2 separate regions of the Homo sapiens genome follow, and region 2 is linked to region 1. A link is a contact called in ENCODE Hi-C or POLR2A ChIA-PET data. All regions are on one chromosome and are shown on one strand. The core of a region is the stretch at or near the end of the contact, and the rest is flanking DNA. Distances in the headings are between cores, read along the strand shown.

Region 1 (6,121 bases), core at 615-3,114:
AAAAGTATTAGACAAAAGCAGCTTTCACCAGGCCTTTGGCCCTGGTGTCAACCAGATGGCTGTCCCTAAACCAAGCCCACAGAGAAATTATGGAGCTGCTGCTGGAAGTGGCACCCACCTCACAGAGCTGTCACGATGGCTCAGCGAGATGCTGCAGGTAGAGTCTTCACTCAGTGCCTGGCATGCACTAAGTAAGTGCTCAATAAATGTGACATCGCCCACGTCCAGGGCTACCTCCCACACTGACTTCCGCCTGCCACCCAGGCTTGGAGCCGTCTCACACGCCCAGTGCTCAGGGAATAAAAGCTGACTTTAATAGCCCAATTCCAATAGAACTGGGAAGGAAAATTTACACATGCACAGCACAAACTATTAAAAAAAAGAAAAAAAAAGAAAAAACACCAGCAAAAATGAGCCAAAGAAAACAAAACAATTCCTGGCCTGGCTGTCTGGCTGTGGATTATCCACTGCCAGGGATGCTCTGCCCTCCCTCTCCCCATAGCTGAGCAGAGAATCCGAAACTGGCACCGTGGCGAGCCACGGCCATGGAGTCACAAGGAGTGTGCATCCTCCTACATGCACGAGGCATGCTCAGCTCTTGCCTGGAAACTGGCAAATCCCACAGCTCCCACTACTCCCAGGCACCCCAGAGAGGCCCTAAGACTGGCTGCCCAACTATGGAATTACAGAACTACAGAACCCAGTTCCCTAGCACCAACACCACCCTTGCCTTCTGCAAGCTGGGAGACACCTCACTGCCTAGGGGATGCAGCTGGGGTGCTTGACACCCCCCCTGCCCAGGGCTGTCTGTCTATAGCAATCACTGCCAGCACCCTCCTTGCACGCCACTGCTGTTCCCATCTGTCTGCATCACCTCCAGCCCCACCGGGAAAGCAGCTGGGAAGGAGGACCTTCTGTAGACAACACTGGGCTGAGTGCTTTCCTAGTTCAGGGGTTCCTACAGTGGGATCCTCTCTAGAGCGGGCAGCAAGCCTGAGCCCCTGCACCCCTCGTCTCTCAGGAGGACTACATGTCTGAGACACGGCGCCTTATGGCCTTGCTGTTTCCGCCAACCATGGGGAACGCACTCCCCGCACAGAAGGAGACACACGGGGGGCTACACAGCCCCTTCCCCCAGCCTCCTATCTGCCCAGTGCTGACCCCAAGGCCTGTCCTAGTCCTGGACCCTCCTCCCTAGAATTTGAGCACCACTTACCACGTTGGCTTCAGACAAGGCCCCTCTCTATGGAGGAAGCCCCTGTCACCAAGGGCCAGGGCACCTGCAGCCACAACAGTGCCCAAGCCTGGGTCAACCAGGACCCTGGAGACTCTGCAGGCAGCATTAGCTCCTGCTGGAAAGGACACGGAACCAGGGGCCACAGGCTTGGGTTCAAGGGCTTAGTCTCCTTTCCCAAATTTCATTGAACCATCTTCAAGCTTCCCGCTGAGTCTCCGTATTCTGTACTATTAACACTTTCTTGTCAACTCAGTTTTTTCACTTAAATGAATTTAGCATCATCGTAAGTCACAAATGTCTATAATACCACACATTAGACACATAACCATGAAAACATTAAATGTTTATATACCTGATGCCTAACCGCGTTTCTGAAATACTGACCCAGAGCAAATCTCTCTTCCTGCTTCAGTTTCCACAACTAAAAGAGGAGAAGCTTGGACTGAATGTTCCCTCATAGGCCTCCTCAGGCCTTAGGATTCTGCAAGACTGAAGCAGCTCCAGCTCCCCCACAAATCCAGAAAAAGCTGGTCAGGATCCCAGGGCAGGCCTGGCCCAAGGCAGGGGAGGAGGACAAGGAAGGGGATCCCGGCGCCTGCCGGACAGGGAGCCAGGGGCATCACTGCCAAGAGAGGCCCTGGCTGCATGAGGAGCAAACAGGAGAGCCTGGGCCCTCATTCAGGAGCTCCCAAAGACCTCTCAAAGCCAGTTCTAATCTCAGTACTCATGGGAAGGCTCCAAGCTACAAAACTTCACAGTCAGAAAAACTTTACTCATCCACCTCTTTTTACAGCTAAGAAACAGAGGTACAGGAAAGAGCTTATGCGGGGATCCTGACTGTCACGTCACCCCCGACACCCCACGAGTCTGAGCTCCCTCTATTACCTCTCCCTGGAGGCATGAGCTCAGCTCTGCCAGCCCTGAGAATGCAGAGCAGCCCCTTCCAGGGAGGGAAAGAGGAATTCTGATGTAGACTGGAGTTTAAAAGTCCTATTAAAGTGGCTTTTATGCAATTAGATTGGAATGAATGTGCAGTGACGCCCATAGCAGGGAGCTTCAAGGCTTGTGCAGTGGGAAAATCACTGCCCATCTGAACTGTAGCCACAAGAAGGAAATGTGGCCCTCGGGAGAATAAGGGAATATTAGTCTCCGTATGTAATAGATTTTATTGACCATATGGAACTGATATAAAAATCGTGTTGCATGGGGTAGTCTGGATTGGAGGCAGGAATGTGACACGAAGAATATCATTTCCATAACCAGCTGGGTGGCTTTCTGAGTTCCTGGGCCAGCCCCCAGGACCCCCTGCAACTCTTCCACCAGCCCCCGGGCATTTACCTGCTGCTGTCACGGAGGAATCCCAGGCCAGCGAGAAGTCTGAGGCCTCCCCCTCTTCAACTGAAAGAGAGAACAGAGATGGGCCTGTGAGTTTGAAGGCTGTACAAATAGATCAGGTAAGGCACAGGGCGAGGAAGAAGGAACATTTGTGGGGGTCCTTATTATAATACCCATCACCAGGGGAGAGGGGGCAAAGCCTACAAAGAGGCCTTTATTGGTTTCACAGAGATGTAAAATGATCGGAATAAAACAGGAATAGCAAGCAAGTTAAGTGCTGGATCAGTTATGGTTTCCCCAGCCCTGTGCCCCTGGCAGACATCACTAATCAATCTCAGCACTGCCTCAAGAAACCAATAAGGTTGCTCTCAGAGATCAGCAAAGTGGTGAGTGCTCATGACCCTGCTGAGACCTGACCCACAGATAGACCTCAGGACACGCTGAGGTCAACTCTCCCAATGACAGCACGTCTGAGCACTGCAACTCATGAGCTGACAACATCAGAAGGCAACCAGCCTCCCCCCCATTCCACCCAGGACCCCACAGAACCAAGCTGGGCAGAGATAGGGTGTCCCCACCATCCCACACCCCAGGACATAAGCCCAGGCTGGTAGAGGCCATGCACTAGGAGAATATGGGAGAAACACTACACAGCATAACAACACTCTTGTCCTGGAATTAATCCCAGTCTGGGGCATGTAATAATATTAAAGCTGGGTTATGGACTTTGTAAATGGAACTTTGTTTAAGCCAAAAATGTGCATACACAGTATTTTTCAGATTTAATGGCCTTTCTAGCTCTGCATATGTGCAGGCTGAAGCCACCATGAACCACCCAGTTCTCTCTGCACTGTCGATGTTCTTGCTGGCACCACGTGGGTGCACACTGAGCCAGGCACTGTGCTGGGGCTTTGCAGCCATCACTGGGTTTCGTCTTCCTCAACGGACTCTCAGAGGGGTGTCTGAGGTCTTACAGGTAGTGAGAGCCACGAAGAGTTTGGGCTCAAACCCAGGGTTGTCTGTCTCCAAGGTTGCTTTGAAAACCACTGTTGACCGGGGTACAAAGGATGCTATCCAGAACCCTAGCAACTCAGGCTGGAGGGCAGTGACCCCAACCCACCACATGGAAGGCATGTACAACACGCAGGCAGCCACCTTGCGAGTGGAGCAAGCAGGCTGGCTTGTGGTCAGAACCTGAGTTCTAGCGCAAGGCACAGCCCACCTTCAAATCTCAGCTCTGCCTCTTACTAGCTGTATATGACCTGAGCAAATGATCTAACCTCTGGGTTTCTGTTTTCCCACTTCAAAAATGGAGAAAATAACGGTACCTAAGCCATAGGGCTGCTGGGAGGATTAAATGGGATAACGTCTGTGCAGCATTGGGCACTGTGCCGGCACAGGGTAACTGCCCCCATAATAATGTCAGGGCTGTCATCTGCTAGAACAGTGGCCCAACCAACCGAGTGGGGGTCGATGCCACAACTCAAACAGTCCTGCTCTACGTGGTGCTCTACATGGTGCAATCTACCCCCTTGACTATGTAACCATGGTCTTCCTCCTCCCCAAAGCCTCACAGAATGGGTTTCTCTGAACCCTGAGAAACAGCACATGCAAGAGGGAACATCCACGAGCAACTAGCCAAGGAATGCTAATGAAGTGTGCTCTCTTTTCCAAGCCCGCATCCTGAGAGTGGACAGGCAGGATCAAGACAATGAAATGCACAGATAATTTGAGCTGGGACCCAAGCTATTGTTTTACTTAGCTAGTTACAGCTGGGGTGGGTTTTCAAATGTGCAGCTTTATAAATAGCAATCAAGACCTCGTGTCAGACAAAATTGATATTATTCACTAAAATGATTCCAACCAGACAGCCTCCAAAACATGGGTGGCTAATGCCTAAAGCCATCAGAAGCGGGCCATGCACGGAAGGAGCTGTTGTTAACAGCATTCAATGCTATGCCAAAAAATCAGTTTCCCTTACATTTCATCTTTTACTTACACGCACACATGTAAATATATGGTGCTTCTATTAAGAGACTGCTGCCAGTGTGCAAGGTTACCATGCTGCCATTTTGTTAGACACCTTCCACAAGGTCTCCATGGGTCCCTAAACCTTAAGAATGACGTAAAGGTATATGAGCTGATAAAGAGGTCAGATATGTTAAATTTGAAAGAAAAAGCACAAAAAATATGTTCAGCAGAATCCCTTTTGAGTGCATTAAAAAGACATGTCCAGGGCCGAACACAGTGGTTTATGCCTGTAATCTCAGCACTTTGGGAGGCCAAGGCAAGCAGATCACTTGAGGTCAGGAGTTCGAGGCCAGCTTGGCCAACATGGTGAAACCCCATCTCTACTAAAAATACAAAACTTAGCCAGGCATGGTGGTGCATGCCTGTAGTCTCAGCTACTCGGGAGGCTAAGGCAAGAGAATTGCCTGAACCTGGGAGCTGGAGACTGCAGTGAGCTGATACTGCACCACTGCTCTCAGCCTGGGCACAACAGAACGAGACTCCATCTCAAAAAAAAAAAAAAAAAAAGAAAGAAAGTGGATCGGTGGTTGCCTGGGGCTGGGAGGGGTAGGAAGGTAGGGGTGATAGCTAAGGATACAGAGTTTCTTTTTGATTTTTTTTTCTTTTTCTTTTATTGATTTAGTCATCTGCAGGTATCAGGGCATTAATACATGACCCCAGTTCTCCTCTGACCTCTGTGCACCCAGGTATCAGGACAAATAGTCTGCACACTTACACCCACTCAAGGTGGTTTAGTTAAGAAGTGTGACCACCCAAGTCACTGAACTTGAGGATGCCCCAAAGATGTCAAGTCATCCTCTTAGGAAGATCTGGCCTCGGCCATAATGGGAAAGAGAACAGGGAAACACCCAACATTTTGGAGCTCTGGGGGAAATCAAAGCTCTGTGCTGGGTCCCAGAAGTCCAGACAGGCCTGCAGGGGTGGAAAGAGGAGGAAAGTGGCCCAGTGCTAACTGGCTGGGGAGGTCCAGAGTGGCAGATCTCACTACAGGCTTCCTGGTCCCTCACTGCAAGCAGCCGCATGACACAATGCAGTCCCTGGAACCACATCCCTGTGTGGTGAGGGATCTGTGGGTCACCTTACTTACGACTTGGGTGTTAATGCGTTTTCCTACAACTGCAGGCACCACCCCACTCACATGCCCTCCTCTAGCCCATATTCTGTTTTTTGAAGGTAGAAGCACACCTTCAAAGGTGAATATGGGCTAGAGGATTCAAAAAACAGAAAAACAAAAACAGAATATGGGCTAGAGGATTGTTTTATGAGACAGGCTCATGCTCTGTTGTACAGGCTGGAGTGCAGTGGTGCGATCATAGCTCACTTCTCAGTCTTGACTTCCTGGGCTCAAGTGATCCTCCCACCGAAGCCTCCTGCATAGCTAAGACTATAAGCGTGTGCCACTTCATCTGGCTAATTTTTTTATTTTTATACTTTTTATAGAGACAAGGTCTTGCTATGTTGCTCAGGCTGGTCTCAAACTCCTGGGCTCAAGTGATCTCCACCTCAGCCTCCCAAAGC
Region 2 (5,590 bases), core at 2,528-5,027, 44 kb after region 1:
ATTCCAGCATGAGTGACAAAGTGACACCCTGTCTCTAAATAAAAATGCAAAAATAAAAACTGTCCTGGAGCAAAGTGACCAAACCTGTGCAGAAAGGGTCAGATCCAGATGTCCAGACCAGCATCCATGTTGCCCCCTGGCTTCAGCGGGCACCTACCAGCCAGGAAGGCGGCTGAACTGTGTCCAGACTCCCTTCCTCAGCCCACTCCGCTGCACAGGTTCACCACTGCATGCCCTACCTCCAGATTGGATTTTTTCACAGAAGTGGCCCTTGGAGAAGCCCTGCCAGCAATCCCAACACTGTCAAGAGAAGTCAGCTCCATGGGCTCATGGAGAAGTTCTTGTTCTTCCTCAAAGAACAAGAAGAAATGTGGGGGCTCCAGTGGAGAGGAGGACAGAAACAGGAAAAAAGAGACAGGAATTCAGGTAAGATGGGGGACAAGCGGCTCCTTCATTCAGTCAATATCTCCTAAATGCCAACTACATGCCAGGCACTGTGAATCCCTTCTCCATCCCACTAACCCTTTCTCCTGAAGCCTAGGGACACAAGAGTGGGCAAGTCAAACCTGGCCCCTGTCCGGGGACAGTCGAGCGGCCACTGAGGAAGGAACTGTAAACAAGTGAATACATCAATAAATTCCTACTGAGAACAACTCACATGACATTAAAAAGAGCAAGAGAGAGACAGTAACAGCAGTGGGCCCACTTTGGGAGAAGGGTCAGGGAAGGCCGCGCAGAAGAGGTGACATTGAACCTGAGTCCAGAAGAAGGAGAAGGAGCCAGGCAGGCTAGTACAGAGGAAGAGTCTCAGTCACGGGGAAAGCCATGCAGAGGAAAGAACGGCACAGTCCTAGGACATGAGTTGAGGCCGGGGGACTGATGAGATGTGAGGGAGAGCTCCCATGACATGAGGGAGATGCTCCGGAACCTTGCATGGGAAGAGACAGCCGCTCACACAAGCTCCCCCAGACAGTGCTGGGTGCTCCCCAGCAGCCTTTCCCCCTCCTTCTTTCTTGCTGGCCTAATTCAAATTTTGCTTGAACATCCCCAGATTCACTAACTCCAAAGGGAGCTCCGTATGTTGGCCTGAGATTGGTGCAGGATGTTCAAGGGATGCCGTTGTCAACACAGTGAGATACAAGGGAGGGAACATGGGGACATTTAGGAGAGGTATCTTTCCCCTAAAGACAGGCCTGTGTCAGGGAGCTTCTCTCTCCTGGTCTTTGGACACTGATGTGTCGGGGGGTGATGTCTGGCACCACAGCAGCCATTTCTTCATCATGAGGAGACAAATCCGAGGGCACCAGCCAATGAGTTGAGCAGGACAGAGCATAAAGACAGAAGGCAGCTCGATCTCTGCTGACAGTACTGAGCTGCTCAGCTAAGTTCTCTGCAGCCACACTCCTCCACACTTCTCATCCTAGGAGATCTCACAGCCCCTCATGCTTGAGCTTTTCCGAACTTGGATTGCACATCTTGCAGCTCGAAGCATCCCAGGTGATACAATCCTGTGTCAGCCAGCCAGTTCCACCAAAATTGAATTTCTGACCTGACTGCTTGCTCTTCCTCTTTCCAGAAGACCCTGCAGGTTTCTCTGCACCGCTCCCTGCCAAGAGGAGCTCCAACTATCAGAGATGCAACCCTCTCCCCAGGGGAATTTCACAACCTCAGGGTGTGAGGGGGAACACCTGGCCAGAGCCAGAGCAGTGACATGGTCAAAGTACAGCTCATGAAGACTGAGGCAGGGGGAGAAGAGAACAAAGCGTTATGCTTAATGACACCACCCAGAAATAAAGAGTTAAAGAAACCTCAAAGCGCCTGAGTCCATGTTCTACAGTGAAATCTTTCTTTATTCATTTTATCTTTGTAAATCTCTCTTTACTTATTTTATCTTTGTCTTCAAGAACCCTAGGAAATGGGTTCATTTTCCCTATTTTATAATTGGAGAAACAAATCATATAGGGTCAGGGTTAAGAGGGCAGATCAAATCCCAGTATCTCCAATTATTTACCAGGTTTGTGACCTCGGGCAGCTGTATGACCTTGGGCCGCAGAGCCTCAGTTTCCTCACCTATAAAGCGGAACTAATATAACTATTAGCTGGAGCTGCTGTGAGAACAGCATGAGACCACCATACAGGGCATGAAACTCCCAGTGACTTCCCAAGGCAGTCCATGATGAAGGCCTGGAAGCACAAAGGGATCAACAGGAGCTGTTCTCCCAGGGGACACTTGGGACACCCAGACTACAGGGAAGAGCGCTGCACAGTGAAGAAATTATTGATAAAGTCTGAGCACGGTGGCTCACGCCTGTAATCCCAGCACTTTGGTAGGCCAGGGTGGGCAGATCATCTGAAGTCAGGAGTTCCAGACCAGCCTGGCCAACATGGCGAAACCCCATCTCTACTAAAAAAAAAAAGTACAAAAAAAATTAGCCAGGCATGGTGGGGCGTGCCTCTAGTCCCAGCTACTGGGGAGGCGGAGGCAGGAGAATCACTTGAACCAAGGAGGCAGAGGTTGCAGTAAGCACTCCAGCCTGGGTGACAGAACAAGACTATCTCAAAAAAAAAAAAAAAAGGAAGATGCCAGTATTCATCAGTTTCACCTGCTTTCTTTGTTGCTTCTGACTTTTCCTCCTCTAAAGTGGAGGCTCCATAAAGGCACCAAATATCCGAGGGCCCTGGCCACCAAGGCTGGGTCATCTGGGGTGTGGGGCAGGCATCATTCCTTAGCTAGAAATCCAACTCCAGCCCTGAAGCTTTGTCAAACCATTCCCTTAATGGACAGGTATTATTCTGGGCCCACTTAACTCCAGTAGATTCCAAAATCGGGCCAAGCCAGCTGACCGAGCTGGGCGGCGATGCTGCCTGAGTCTGAAAAACAGATTCTGAGCTCATGAAATGCCTGTCTTCTGGGGTAGCAGGCCCCAGAGAGATCTGCTGAGGAAAAGGCCAGGAATGTTCTGAGCAAAGACAAGCTCCTGGGAATGAGGGTGTGACCTCGCAAAGCGACTCCCTGTCCATATCTCCACCCCCAGCCAATATGGACATCAGGAGAGCTTGAACTCACAGCCACTGGGGCAAAGCCAGAAGGCCCAGGAAGAGCTCCTCAAATAGGCGCTCCTCAAATAGGCAGGTCCTGAGTGGGGCAAGAGGGGGAAGGGTACAGCCAAAAGATGCAGGAGCAGTTATGACAGGTCAGAACAGAGCACCCGAGGGGCCAGGTGAATCGCTGACTTCAAGCCTACAGGGCACATGGTGAACTGAGAGGACCCACTGCAAGCAGGACCCTAAATTCCCCAGGGGCCAGGCAGGGACATCAATGAGTGACTTCAGCCAAGGTCTGGACTGTGATGGACAGAAGAGACATGCCCACCTACAGAAGCAGTCACCACCCCCAGCCCCAGGATGGTAGCCAAGCCTGAAACGGGGACCTTGAAGTCCCAGATCTACCCATTGCTTAGGAGACAGAAGCAAGAACTCCGATTTTTTTCTGTGACATCTCCAATCTCTCAATGTTGATTTCTTTCTTTCAAACACAGCGCAAGCCAATCAAAACACATCTGTGAGCAACACTCAGCCTCCAGCCTCCAGTTCGCAGCCTTCATCTAAAAGGTTGGAAGGGCAACATAAAGGAGTGGGCGCTCAGGTGAGCAACCCTCCTCCTCGCCCAGCCTTACCAGGCCTGGCCCCTCATGGGACCCTGATTGGAACTGGGGTCCACGCACAAGCTTGGGGAGGTTTATCCGCTTTCACAAGCTCCGCCCAGCAGGCAACACCCAGAGCCCAGGACTCCAGCCAGGGGAACACCACTCCGCAGAGAAAACCCTCAGCACTTGGCTCTTCCTGGAGCCTGAATTTCCTCCCCAAACAGGATGGATTTACGTGCGAGAGCAAAGGCCTACGCATGCGCCCAGCTCCAGACCCCGGTATTTATACAGTTTCATAAACTGCAAGCGATTATTTTGTTTCCTAAGAACAATCACTATGCAAATGAAACCTCCAGCTAATACAAACAGGGCTGTTAAATTCACTTGCCAATGTTTATGAAAAGAAACTCAGCCTGGCCCTAACCAAGCTCGCTAAGAAAATGTTTAATCACAAGACACATTCGAGTGAGGAAATTAGGCAAATAAGAAAAGATGTCCTGACTTCGCTCCCAGAGCCCCCTCCCACCTCCCACCCCCTCCTTTATTCGGCAAGACAATGATGGTGAAATGAAAAGGTTCCCAGAAGACGGACAGATGTCAAGGCTTAAGAAGGAAAAGACAGAAAATGCAGAGATTAGGGAAGCACTGGTTCCCAAATTTCAACAGCCCCCTCAGGACCTTCCCACTGTATATGTTATACTTGTTTTTCAGGGATTTCGTGGGAAGGGAGGAGGGGAGCATGTGCAGGGGGGCAGCAGGGCTGGGTGGGCAGGGAGGGCAGGGAGGGCAGGTGGAAACTCCAGGCCGCTCCTGGATCCTGGCTCTTGCACTTGGCTCCTGTACTCGGTCAGGCCACTGGACCACAGAACTGGAACTCAGGATGGAGCGAGTTCCCAGCTGGGGCGGGCAGTGGCCTTGGCTTCGCACAGCCTGTCACAGGGCAGGCGGCAGGCTTGGGGACCCAGCCAACACCCGAGCAGGACAGAGTGAAGATCCCAAGTCCTCAGTGGGCTGGGCGGTTGTCCCTGAAGAGTTAACAGCCCCAGGGTCAGGATCAATTGGAGGATGTTAGGGCGAAGAAAAATCATCTCATCAGGCTTGCCTGGGCTTAAGGCCCTGCAGTTCCACTACATACAGCCTATATAACCTCAAACAAGTGACTTCCTCTCTCGGTGCCTCAGTTGCCTCATCATGAAAATACAGATTGAGACAGCATGAACACAGTGCTGTGACAATACAAAGAGACCCTAAACGTAGTCAGCAGTCCTGGGAACACAGGCGTGTTTGATGGAGGTTAGCTATCTGCTCCAAGTCCCTCAATGCACAGATGAGGCCCAGAGAGGGTTGGTGGAGTTCCCCAAGTCACACAGATAAACAGCAGACAAAGGATTTGACCCCGGCTCCAGCCTCTCCAGCAGAGATTTAGGGGAAGAATGGGTGGAGGCCAGGGCTGGGCCCTGCCCTGCGTCCCCTCTGGGAAGCACGCTCGCCAAGGAGGCGGTGGTAGGAGGGACCTCTGGAGCCACTGCTCCCTGGGGTTGGGGGAAACCGGAGCCTGGTCCTGGCAGGGCTTCCCAGGGGCCCGGGCAGGGGCAGCTGTCCAGAACTGTCTGTCCACGGAGGGGGCAGGGTGGCTGCCACTCGGAGCACGCTGTGTGCCAGTCCCTGGGGCCGGGCCGGCTCAGCCTGCAGGCTCCATCCAGAGCCCGCCCCAGGGGATGCTGGGGGAGAGCGCCAGGATCAGAGCCGCCGGCTGTGCGCTCCCCTCCCCCAGCAACAGGGGACTAAAGTGGGTCAAGGAGGAAGGAGGGGGCCCAGGAGGGCTGGGGGAGGGGCCAAGGAGCTTGAGAAGGCACCCAGGGGGAGGGGACCAGGGGAAGATGCCTGGAAAAGCAAAACCATGTGTGCAGTGCGCCTTGGGGGGCCAGGGCTGAGCGGCAGAG

The links. Hi-C counts contacts between places; a loop is a spot of excess contacts on that map. ChIA-PET counts read pairs that join two places held with the same protein, here RNA polymerase II (POLR2A). Pooled maps may share reads with other maps.
Region 2: a loop to region 1 is called in a map of ascending aorta, with 2.2 times the contacts of the local background. The contact joins two enhancer-like sites. A Hi-C loop is called at or near these places in 10 of 168 maps with a recorded cell type or tissue (aorta, ascending aorta, body of pancreas and 5 more) and 7 of 50 pooled maps. POLR2A ChIA-PET finds 5 or more read pairs at or near these places in 5 of 52 experiments (H1, PC-9, WTC11 and 2 more).

What each region holds. Positions count from the first base shown.
Region 1 is chr16:49,786,912-49,793,032 of GRCh38, forward strand. It overlaps ZNF423 (zinc finger protein 423), which reads right to left. Exons shown (of 8, transcript NM_001379286.1): 2 at 2,576-2,635. Among named protein-coding and RNA genes, the nearest start is that of ZNF423, 66 kb to the right of the region's middle. Within about 2 kb of position 1,865, at least 8 of the 41 ENCODE cell types and tissues checked have a DNase peak (open chromatin) inside an H3K27ac peak, as active enhancers do; they include ascending aorta and heart right ventricle, where a contact is called at or near this core.
Region 2 is chr16:49,829,423-49,835,012 of GRCh38, forward strand. All of the region lies in intron 1 of ZNF423 (zinc finger protein 423), which reads right to left. Among named protein-coding and RNA genes, the nearest start is that of ZNF423, 24 kb to the right of the region's middle. Within about 2 kb of position 3,778, at least 23 of the 41 ENCODE cell types and tissues checked have a DNase peak (open chromatin) inside an H3K27ac peak, as active enhancers do; they include ascending aorta and heart right ventricle, where a contact is called at or near this core.